Linked DNA regions of Homo sapiens: region 2 is linked to region 1. A link is a contact called in ENCODE Hi-C or POLR2A ChIA-PET data. All regions are on one chromosome and are shown on one strand. Each heading gives the region's core, a stretch centred on a gene start or an enhancer-like site at or near the end of the contact. The rest is flanking DNA. Distances are from core to core; before and after follow the strand shown.

Region 1 (5,988 bases), core at 1,773-4,272:
TATAAATCAAAGGATACTAGACACTAGCAAGGGTCAGCGCTCTTTCATATGTGAAAGGAGTAACTAATTTAGAAAATAATTTGCCAAGTTTCATGAGAAAGTTCTATTTTTGCTAAAACCTCTACTCTATTATTGGTGAAGAACCTCATCTCCATACATGAAAAATCCTTCCTCTCAGTCTTGGTGTCATTTGTTGAGTCTTTGGATTTCCCTTTCCTGTACCACTAGACTTACTAGGAAAGTTTGCCACTGCTATGCATAACAGATACCTAAACATTTGCCAAAGTATTGTTTAATGGCAAAATTCCACGACTACCAAAAATTAAGCTCCTATAGGGATCAAGGGGAAGAAAGCTTATGGGTATGCTTACTGCACCTTCTCAAGTTACTTTCTTAATGACCCAAACTTTTGGCAATAATCTCCAAATAAGGTTGTAATTTATGCAACGGAAAGAAAAAAGCCTTTATGGCTTTACACTAAGTGAAGAACATCCAGATAAACTAACATGTTTTAGTTTCAGCAAGGTCAGTTTCCTGGCATTTAAAGCCCTATTAAGAAATGCAAAATTTGGCTCACACTTGTAATCCCAGCATTTCCGGAGGCCGAGGCGGGTGGATCACTTGGGGCCAGGTGTTCGAGACCAGCCTGGCTACCATGGCGAAACTCTGTTCCTACTAAAAATACAAGTATTTGCTGGGTGTGATGGCACACACCTGTAATCCCGGCTACTTGGGAGGCTGAGGCACAAGAATCGCCTGAACCCCGCAGGCAGAGGTTGCAGTGGGCCGAGATTGCACCACTGCACCCCAGCCTGGGCAAGAGTGATACTCTGTCTCGAGGGGGAAAAAAAAAGATAGAAATGCAAAATTAAAGTGGGACAAATATTCAAAGTTGTTACATGATGAAAAAGCGTAGATTGTGAAGGACATTCTATGTACTAGCAAAGACCACAAAGGGACACTAGGGGCCAGAGAAGAAATTCAGTAGATAAAAACTACAACTGGATAGCAAGATCTTGTGTTCAATGTATAATAGTTTGACAAAAACATCTTCTCAGGATATTAATAGATGAAGTTATTCAATTGTTGCCCAGCTTATCAAATATAATAGTTTTTCCATAAATCTAATGGTCCTCTCGTGCCTAACTTCTAACAATTCCATGCATTTGACCTTGCTATTCTCTTGCCTAGAATGCCTTTTCCTTCTTCGTGTTTCTACTCACCTTTCACCCTTAGCTGATACCTCAACTACTACAGCAGAGACACTACTTTTGCTGAGTACAATAACAGAAATTGTTTAGAATATGGATACTCACTCATAAATCCTAAGTCTTCCTTGCAATGACTTTTTTAGTCTTAATGTTGCATATTCACTGCCTTACAGACAGGTTTTTTTTTTTAACTTTTGTTTTTTACCCACTCTTTGCCCAACCTGGTTAGGAACCCTTTCTGGGATTCTCTTGGTTCCCTATGACAGAGAAAGCAACGCATCACAGAGCATCATCACTGATTTTCGTAAATTATTATGTTTTGCAAATTATCAAATATCCCTTAATTTGGTATCCAAAACTTGTTTTTATTAATAGTCTTAAAGGGCATTCAATAAAACGTTCCCATAAATATGCCAGTGAATTTGTTTTAATAACAGAAGATCATGACCTTATAAATTACTAAGAAAAATATGCTGCACAGTAAAACAATGTCTGATGTTCTTGAAAATACTTTTTCACTTTACAAGAGATACAATATGTGCTTCAGTTTACATTTTACTCTCCATCTAACTTCAGAAAAAAAACACAAAAAGGATGCTATACTAAGAAATCTTTAGTATGAGGAGTATGTAATCATAGCCTCAGAAATTTCAAAAGCTGCCACAATGTTTTTCCACTCCTGTAAAGTCAAAGATATAACTCCCTGTTTCCTGCCATGGCAACTGGAATCATTTCCCTCACCCATTTGGTTAACATTCATCGGCTCTAATATTGGCAGCCTGTCTTCATCAAGCCTTATTCTTGCAAAACCATCTCTTACAATAAAAGAAACATAAAATATATTCTCCACAGTACGAGAAAAAGAGTTTGGATCAATCACAAACTCAAAATAGGACACAGGAGTATCAGGATACTTTCGAAAGTAGGTTTGCAACAATCCCAAAATCCTTTCTACGTTTTTTTCTGTCGCTTCTGGATAACTACTCAGGTCCAACTTCTGCAACTTTGTAGGCATGTTGCCATTTTCTTCCATCTTGCGAACTTTTTTCTGGTGTTCAAGTCGGGGCTTTGGTGCAGAACGTTCTAGCTTGAATGAACCAAAAACAAAATGGAATGTCTCAGCTTTTACCATCCAGGATGTTGCTTCCTTTTCTATTGCCTTCCAGAAGGAAAGAGCTATGCTATCATCACAATCACTCAACTTGTCAGGATCGCCTTCCATCCAATTCAGACCCACGAACAGAAACAGAAAGTCACAAAATGCTAACTGATTAAAGAAGTTCATATCTGAGTTTAACTGCTTTGCCTTTTCTTTACCCAAATCAGAAGCCATAACAAGAAACCGGGCGTCGAGGGCTGCTTCTCTGGTTCGGCTCACGCCATCAAAGAGGACGTTGGCTTCCTCCAGAGCCTCGGTTAAGGAGTTGTTCGCCGAGCTCACGATGTCCTCCCGGTTCTGCCGCACGCAGTACATGAGCTGCCGGTACTGCCTGCGGATGCTGCGGCACTTCTCCTCGTCAGCGGTGAGCTCCAGGAGCTTTGGGTCTACGTCGGCCTCCCCAGAGCTGAGGTCGTCGGAGCAGCCCGCGGCCCTCACTGACACATCCATCTTCATCAGCGCTCCCTCCGCCGCCGCCTACTTCGCCGCGTACTCGCTACCGGGGATGATCACGAGCTGCTCCTCTCCTTTCTCTTCGTCTCCCTTCCGGGAAGCTTTTTCAACCAACATGCCGGCCACGGGTATCTCTGAGGTAACGGCCCTCCCAGCGTGTGGAAAGTGGCGGCAGTTAGAGCCGAGGACGCCCGCCCATGCGCACTAGCGGCCCGGCCCGGCGCGACCCGCCCCCAGCACGCTCCGCGGGAAGACAGCCCCGCCCCGGCCCGGCCCAGCCACAAGCCGAGGCGCTCGCTCATAGACCAGCGCGGCGCTCCCAACACGCGCAATGATGGGCCCTGACCTCACACGCGACTAATGCCCGCTCAGGGGACAGCTATTCTTTTTCAAAGCGTTTACCGACTGGATCACCTCACTTTAAAAAAAAACACTTTTGGACAACTTTACACAAAACTATTGAGGAGACTAAAGGTCCTGCGCTTTAAAACGCTCGCTGCCATCATATACTGCAGTGAGGTCGACCTGGTTTTGGTTTTTTGTGAACTAAATCTGGCTGGACTGTAAACCGTCGGTAAGGCCAAGGACCGTGAAAAGCAGAAACTCCATTAAGCAGGCTAAACTCTCAGTTCTTTTGCAAGGTGGTGTTTGGACTCATTATACAAATGTAAATCGGGTTAATTACTTTCACATGTCCTCTTAAAAACCAAGCCCCCTCCAATACCCATCCTGAGTATCTGTGGGATCGGGGGAGCCTCCAATATCCGTGCTAACCCCTGCAGGAAACTGGGTGCTGGGCACGGGCATTACTCAGGTGAACTTTGGTTCTCCACTACCCAGGAGTGGAAGAATAGAATGGGTAGAGATCTCTGCAAAAGAGCTATTTACTTGGAAGCTTGCCAACAGCTAAAGGCCACCGACACTGAATGGGTAGTAACTCTGAACCCTAAAAGGTGGGCAAAGCTATGAAAATTTCAGATACAGTCTAAGGATATGAAAGCTTAATCTGTAAACTGGGTGAGTAATCTGCGTGGGAAAATTTACCCATTGGATTTAATGGGGTCACTGGAAACTCAAGTGCAGTTAAAGACGTGACTCCTTATCTGTCTCACCAGCAGCAAATAGCAAAGTATACATAACAATGGGAATGGCCGGGCGCGGTGGCTCACGCCTGCAATCCCAGCACTTTGGGAGGCCGAGGCGGGCGGATCACGAGGTCAGGAGATCGAGACCATCTTGGCTAACCCGGTGAAACCCCGTCTCTACTAAAACTACAAAAAATTAGCCGGGCGCGGTGGCAGGCGCCTATAGTCCCAGCTACTCGGTAGGCTGAGGCAGAAGAATGGCGTGAACCCAGGAGGCGGAGTTTGCAGTGAGCCGAGATCGGGCCACTGCACTCCAGCCTGGGCTATAGAGCGAGACTCCGTCTCAAAAAAAAAAAAAAAAAAAAAGGGAATGAATACATCTGGTTTTTAAAGAGAACATGCACACAAACAACCCATGAGCATCAACAGCTTTTCAAACCTGCAACAGGTACACCTTAAAAAAAAAAAGACACCCACAATTGCACCTGTCCAATTGCCAGTTTCATAGCACCAGGAAGTAAATTAGCCCTACCTTCCTTTATGCATATAGACTTGTTCTATTTCTTTAGCATTAGCAGAAAGTTTTTTGTAAATGTATAAACAGCAAAATCTAGTAGTATTAAGTTACTCCAAAATCCTTATATTACCATTTGCTCCCAATTATTTTATTAACTAGGGGTAATTCAGGGAGATACGTGCATTTTTCAAAACACCATGCATTACGGTTAGTTGTACATATATATGATCCTACCCTATTAGATTGTTGGCTTCTCAAAAACAAAAGCTGCGTTTTAGATCTTCCAAACATAGCTGTTTTTACACGGAGATGCACTTATGTACTGAATGTATAACTTAAAATAGATTTAAAACTATCCCAGCATCTACTGCAAGTTATTTGGCAGCAAAGATTTAAGTTCACAGATTCGTGGAATTAATCCTACACACTGAAAGGAAAAGTTGACTGCTCTTCAGAAAAAGTTCTTATCCCTCTTCTAAAATAAAGGAAAAATGAAAGAAAGGTAAGTTGAGACCCAGGATCATTCAAGGATCGTATCTGTCCCTAGTCTGGCCAATTACAAACTAGTATTTGAACTTGTTTTAAATCTTAGGTGAAAATACAGTTAAGAATTCCAAGACCCAAATCCAAAAAAGTCTGCTTTTACAGTGAACGATATTCTTAGGAGCTTCTCACATCCACTTTAAATTCAACAAAAGCAGCCGGGCACGGTGGCTCACGCCTGTAATCCCAGCACTTTGGGAGGCTGAGGCGGGCGGATCACGAGGTCAGGAGATCAAGACCGTCCTGGCTAACACGGTGAAACCCCGTCTCTACTAAAAATACAAAAAATTAGCCGGGCGTGGTTGCAGGCGCCTGTAGTCCCAGCTACTCTGGAGGCTGAGGCAGGAGACTAGCCTGAACCCAGGAGACGGAGCTTGCAGTGAGCCAAGATCGCGCCACTGCACTCCAGCCTGGGCGACAGAGCGAGACTCCATCTCAAAAAAAAAATTCAACAAAAGCTACTTACAAAAGAACTCTAACAGATAAGCCAACCCTTCCCACCCTATGGTGCCTATTTTCTTCTGGCTCAGAGGAAGGAAAATAGGCTGACACCAATTTGCTACATAAAGACCCTTTCATCTAAGAATTTCAAAATGCCTTAGAAAACTATATTCTCCCAACCTGCTTATAAAGTATTACTAATACCATTTACAGGGATTTCTCAGGAGATAACAGCCCACACAACTTGCTCAGAGCAACAGAGCATATCGAGGCAAACATTAAGTTGTGATTTACAGTGCTGAATGCATTCTATGCTAGATCTCCAAGAACTTTATTAACATGTAACTTAGATCATCCTAAGAAAGGCAGACTTGCATTATGTTCCACCTTTAAAAATCTGCCTTTAGGCCAGGTGCGGTGGCTGACACCTGTAATCCCAGCACTTTGGGAGGCCGAGGTGGGTGGCTCACCTGAGGTCAGGAGTTTGAGACCAGCCTGATCAATATGGAGAAACCACGTCTCTACTAAAAATAGAAAATTAGCTGGGCGTGGTGGCACATGCCTGTAATCCCTGCTACT
Region 2 (5,988 bases), core at 1,781-4,280, 280 kb before region 1:
AAGAATCAAAGCCACTGTAGTGGTTTCTCCCCAGGGAAATCCAGGGAAACACTCACAATTTTAAGGAGGGTTTCATCTTAAAGTAAAGATAAAAAAGTGTTATGACAAAATGGAGAGACAAGGTCCCATCTTTATCCAGAAAGTAAGAAAACCATGTACAAGATTTCTGTTGCCTTGATAAGCAGGAAGGCATGGCCCCAGTATACAACACATATGTATGTGGCCGCACTTAGATATTAAAATTCCCTCCAAGTTGGCCAGGCAGGTCTATTTGTGCAGGCAAATTAAAAAGCTGTAAGACAATAAGGTGTCTGCAAATGGTTACAGCTACAAGAGGATATGAAGCTATTTGCATGTCTGTCTCTAGGGGAAGCAGCCAGATGTGTTAGAAACAGTTCCAGTTCAGAGCTTGCGGCCACCTGTGAGCTGGGTGACTTGGGGAGAAGGAAAACAGGTACAAGCAGAAGACATTTGGAGTTCCGGCTCTATACAATGCTGAATGCCAGGCAGGCACTTCAGTGGAAGTCATTTTATATAACCCTCCCTTCCTCACTACCATCCCGAGATGTATTATTTCTATCATACAGATGAGGAAACAAGTGCAGAGAGGTTCTTGCCAACGGTACACAGTTAATAAATGACAGATCCTCTAGGATGATACAGCAGGGAAATGTTTATTATCTCTGAGTGTTCCCAACAGTGATTGGCCCCATGAGAAGGGCGTGCAGAGGGGACGTGAAATGCACAGAAAGAACTTAAACTCCAGTTGCATCCCTTAGTAAAGATAATAACATGAAAACAGGGGCCTGGGGTTTAAGTAACTCAGTAAAGGTGATGGGGCAGGGGCAACATATCTGTCTGACACATCTGGTCAAAATGCTGACATCAAAGTCTTCAAGCACAAACACACGCACACACACATGACTACCCCAACGCTGATTTCATTGCTCAGGAGCAGAGCACTGTAGCCAAGGGTAGGCTCTAAGGGTGTTAGAATTCCTGCCTCAAATCCTGGCCCCTCCACTGGCCAGCAGAGTGATCTTCTGCAAGCTTCTTAACCCCCTGCATCTCAGTTTGCTCACCAATAAGATGGAAATAATGAGAGAACCTGCCTGATAAAGTTATTAAGAGGAGGACATGAGCGGAAAGCACTGAGTGCATTGGCTGCCACAACTCTCAGGCGCACATTTCCATATTTCAATTTCTCGCAAATAAGGATGCATCCTACAACCATAGTCTTCTTAGACTGGATGAAATAAGGATAGAATGATGATGCTGACGATAATGACGTAGTGCATCCCTTACTTCCTTTCCACCTCCCTCCGTCCCATCCCCATCCCCATCTCAAAGCCCAAACTCCTGGATGGAGTGTTTGTTCTCAACTTCTCTTCCTTTTTCTTTTAGTTTGCTACAAGTTGAATGCTTTGTTTTCCAAGCCAAGACAAATCTCCTCAAATTCAAATGGCAAAGTGCCACAGCATCAAAATGCCCTGTGCCTTCTGAGGCTTGCTAAGATGCAGGGAGGCAGCTCCAGGGTAACAGGCCCTTTGAGACCACCTGTGCCCGAGCCACTCCTCACACAGCCAAGGTCACTGCCCTGGATGTCATGAACAGCTGGGGAAGTCTCTGTCAGGTTAGACAGAGGTAGTGGGTCTTCAGCAGTACCCAGAAAGACCCTCCCCACCCTCCTGCCCACCAAATAACTGCCTCAGCCCTCACTGAGGCCAGAAATCCCAGGCAGTGTTCCTTTAAATCAACGGTTTCCAGTCACTCGACAATGTTTGGCCACTACATCAAATCATAACCAGCTTTCTCAAAGTCTGAAAAACTACAAGAAGTTGTGGTTCAAATAAATAAATAGGGATAAATTTTCCTCAATTATCAAGCTTTCTCCCATAAAACTTTGTTAAACAGTTGACACAGCTGTGCTTGAATCATAAACACAGATATACATATATAAACATAGATAGTACTAATATCTCAACAAATATTAGTATGTCATGAAGACTTCCAGATATCTGCCACCTGGCCAAGCTTGAGGTTGTTCCCCCAGCAGAAGCTAATGCAAGTCAACACCCTGAAGCTAATGAAGGCCAACACCCTTGGGATCAGAGTCCAAAGTCCTCAAGGATAAGGATGCAAGAAGCATCCATTTATCAGAGGTTCTACTCAGAAAAGGCTGATGGGAGAAGTAGCTCCTGCATGTCCAAGGTCAGGAGTTCAGGGACAGAAATCAGGACAGAACAGGAGGGCCAGAAAAACACCAGAAAAGGCAGAAAAGGCACTCAGATTTTTGCCTTTCACTTTGTCCTGATCTCAATAAACATCAATATTCAAGGCTTCACTTGCTTTTCACGATGAGTGTATTGGAACTGAAAGTTCTGAGACAATTATAAGAAATATGAAAACCCAGGCTAGGTGCAGTGGCTCATGCTTTTAATCCCAGCACTTTGGGAAGCCAAGGCAGGAGGATTGCTTGAGGCCAGGAGTTCAAGACCAGCCTGGACTTGAAACCCCGTCTCTACAAAAAAAGAAAACAAGAAATATGAAAATTCCCCTTCCTTCCAACTGAAGTATGGAGCCTCAGAAGACTGAGCACCCATTTCTTGACAAAATCCTCCTGGCCCAGCTATATCCTAGAAGTAAATTACAACAAGTAGAGAGAAAAAATTGGGCTCCCAAACTTCCAGGAAGCTTTGCATGGGGCACAATCCTAGCTGTTATAGAGGTTGAAAGTTAAGTTACATATTTTTCTACCATTCTCTGATTGTGTCTGACATACTGAATATTCATTTATTTTGCCTTTAATTTATCCATAATCGACATGTCTACCATGCATGAGGGCTTAAAGCTCCACTGAAATAAATTACATCCCATGGTATTTAGAAACAGGCAGCCTAACATCTAATCTAATTGACCTAATTAACCCTTTTCTTAAATGCCCATGCTTTACTATATCAGCCAGAGCATACAGTGAACGCTTTTGGCTTTATTGTGGCTGAACAATATTAGAAACTTTAGTCAAATCCAGAACCCAATCTTTAGTTTCAATTTCCTTTCGTACTCCAGCTCAAGCCTGAAATCTTCCTTCTTGTAAACAAAAACCACAAAAGATATTCTATCCCCCATTCCCCAAATGTAGGGGGAAAGTCACAAATGATGTCTGGCTTCAATCCCCTAATGAACTAGCTGAAGGGCCTTGAAAGCAAAAAGACGACGCTTTTATTGAAAGTTCAGGCCTTTTTCTTCAAATGTCCATTAGAATAAAAGGGACTGGTAACTTAGGGATGATCTTATGTGATCATTGTCCACAGTCTTCAATTATAAGCAATGATTCTGTGTGCTCCTTGATGACCAAAGCTGGTGGAGAGTACGGTAATTAACCCAGATGATTCAGAAGCAGCAGAGGATCCAATGCATCACTTCTGGTCATCTTGATACTGCTAGACCTTAGACATTTAGCTTTTATCTCCAATTACATTTTGGCTTAAACAGTTATTCAAATTACCTTCCATCTGTGGGATACAAGCTGGTTGGGTGTAGTGGGTCTACACAATTAGAGCGGGCAACAGATTTAAAGCAGGCAATGTGTGGATGTGCCCTCCCCTGCCGGGCTGCTGAGGAATACACCCCGGGGAGAGGGGCGGCGCATCCACACATTGACAAATGAAAGTTACCCACGTTACCATGTATCATTCTCTTGAAATTACATTTGAGATAAAACAGTAAGATAGTAGCCCATTTCTGACATGGGAATGATAATAACGAATGCCTGTTTCATTGTCTGTTCCGACATGTGCTCCACACTCATCTTCAGTGTCCCTCATTTTAAAGATGAGAAATCCAAGGTCAGGGAGGTTAAGTGATGCCCCCAAGGTCACAAGATCAATCGCTGGCATCTCCACTCTATTGATGCAACAAAAATGGAGGCTGGGCAACATCAAGTGACTTGTCCAGGGACAAGAGCAAAGTGGTGGGGCAAAGACTTCAACCCAGGTAAATTGGACCCAAGTCTAGTCTTATTCCCTCTACACAACAACTGCCTCCCACATGAAGGCTAAAAAGAAAGAGCAGATATTCACTGAGCAACCACATGGTACTAGGAGCCCAGGAATGGAGGAGGGGAAACAGACCCAACCCTCGCCAAGCTTAAAGAGCAAGCAGAGCTTCTGCTCTTCTTCAAGCATCTCTCTCTCATTGCTTAAGGGTAACAAGGAAACAGGGGCATGTAACCAAGCCCTTTGATAAGTACCTGGGCACCTTCTCATGGCTTCTTCTGGTCAAAGACAGCATCAAGTTGCTTTTTGTTGCTACTTTGAGTAGGACCAGGCCCAAAATAGGCCCTCAACAAACATTTTGCATTACGTGAGTTAATTAATCCAGCTTTGAAGCTGAGACAACTGCATGTCACAAGAGCCTAACATTTTCCTAGCTTTTACCTGAGAACATGAGGGGTTTGGCTCTCACATGGCAGTCTATCTCCAATTAACACTGTTGGCTTTTCACAGCCTCCTCAAGAATTCCTATCTCTCTATCTCCAATTAACACTGTTGGCTTTTGCCTCCTCAAGAATTCCTGTCTCAGAGAGCTTGCTGAGCGCTTTCCATGGCTTACATGTGAATCACTTTTCACACTGCAAGGACAGTGACTAAATAGTATCAGACAGGACTTAGGGATTCTGGGACAGAATAAACCACGCCAGAAAGCCGATGACTCAATTCTCCACTTTTCAACTCGTGCTGTCATCCCAGAGAGACAGCCAACGGACCCAGCGCTCTCATCACAATAGAGGCAGGGGGTTCTGAAAATGCAACCAGAAAGATAAAGATCTTAGGAAAGACACTCAAACAGAAAGATCTGCTCAGAGCCAAAGATTGATTCTACCCAAATGCAGGAAAAGAAAAATGGAGAAGTCACCAAATCTATAAATGATTTTCGGAAGAATATTCAATTCAGGAAAACTTATCGTTAGGTGTATTATATTACAAGGCATCTAGTTCAACGGAACTCGGGGTTCAACGACTGGGAAGATCCGAGCAGTGGCAAGTCAATGGGTCTGGAGACCAGGAAGTCAGTGATGGGCTGAGATCCTAACCAGCGATGTGACCTCAGGTCAGAACCACCCCCTGTTGCTGGGTCTTGATATCCTCATCTATAAATAAGGGGGGATTTAGTCTATATAAGATTCCTTCCGGCTGCAAAATTCACTACTTCTGCACCTCCCAGTCCACTCCCTTCTACCGCTGTGAAGTTCACCAAAATTCCACTGGCACCGTGCTCCAGCCCTGAACAGGCTGGCTTTTGTGGACTTCCCTCAGTGCATGGTAACCACAGAAATAAACCCAAATACACCAAAAAATGTAAAGGGGTCGTGAGTGCTGTTGTACTTATGAAGTCAGCAGTGTGAAATGTATAACAAGATTGTCTACAGATCTTTTGTTGACACGTGGTAAGAAAAATCTCCTCTTCAGTATAAAAAGGCCCATTTGTTTGGTTCTCAACCAGATCGGTCTTGAGTCAGCGGCATTTGAAACTGGAGCCCCAGTCATAACTGTGGGCTGCCCTTACCCGACACACACATAGGAGGAAAATTTGGATTTTTCACAGATATCCTCTATTCTGCCATGGGAGCCTAGGAAAGCAGGGGAAGTTGCCCTTGGCATTGACCAGACAATGAACTCATCATCCTGCTTCACCCAGAAATAGAAATGAAGTGTTAAACGTAGCTCACTAGTGTCTGCCTCAGCATTACAGACTGAAGTTAAGTTGCCTAAGAAAGTACAGAGTGGGAATGCTTACTTAATCCATGATAATGTAGCCTACCACCCCGATAATCCCACCACCCCACTGTCATCTGAAAGCACTTATTAAGCACCTAGTGTGTACACAGCCCTTCTTTCCTGGAGTGTTCCAAAAAGAGCTCTCAAGTTTGGGCTGCATGAACACAACGTGAATGTACTTCATGCCACTGAACTGTACACTAAAAAT

What was found. A loop is a pair of places that touch in the nucleus more often than their neighbours do. ChIA-PET counts read pairs that join two places held with the same protein, here RNA polymerase II (POLR2A). Pooled maps may share reads with other maps.
Region 2: a pooled map shows a loop between it and region 1 (2.4-fold over the local background). The contact joins the enhancer-like site here to the promoter of EID3 in region 1. A Hi-C loop is called at or near these places in 2 of 50 pooled maps. POLR2A ChIA-PET finds 5 or more read pairs at or near these places in 2 of 52 experiments (GM12878 and H1).

What each region holds. Positions count from the first base shown.
Region 1 is chr12:104,300,773-104,306,760 of GRCh38, reverse strand. EID3 (EP300 interacting inhibitor of differentiation 3) reads right to left here and starts at 3,022. Exons shown (of 1, transcript NM_001008394.3): 1 at 1,556-3,022. The coding sequence starts at 2,826. The coding sequence ends at 1,825. All of the region lies in intron 4 of TXNRD1 (thioredoxin reductase 1), which reads right to left. RefSeq lists enhancers at 2,585-2,644, 2,675-2,914, 2,222-3,094, 4,886-5,055, 5,594-5,763 and a silencer at 2,955-3,184.
Region 2 is chr12:104,577,316-104,583,303 of GRCh38, reverse strand. All of the region lies in intron 1 of CHST11 (carbohydrate sulfotransferase 11), which reads right to left. Among named protein-coding and RNA genes, the nearest start is that of MIR3922, 11 kb to the left of the region's middle. RefSeq lists enhancers at 362-411, 3,080-3,189. Within about 2 kb of position 3,030, at least 3 of the 41 ENCODE cell types and tissues checked have a DNase peak (open chromatin) inside an H3K27ac peak, as active enhancers do; they include GM12878, where a contact is called at or near this core.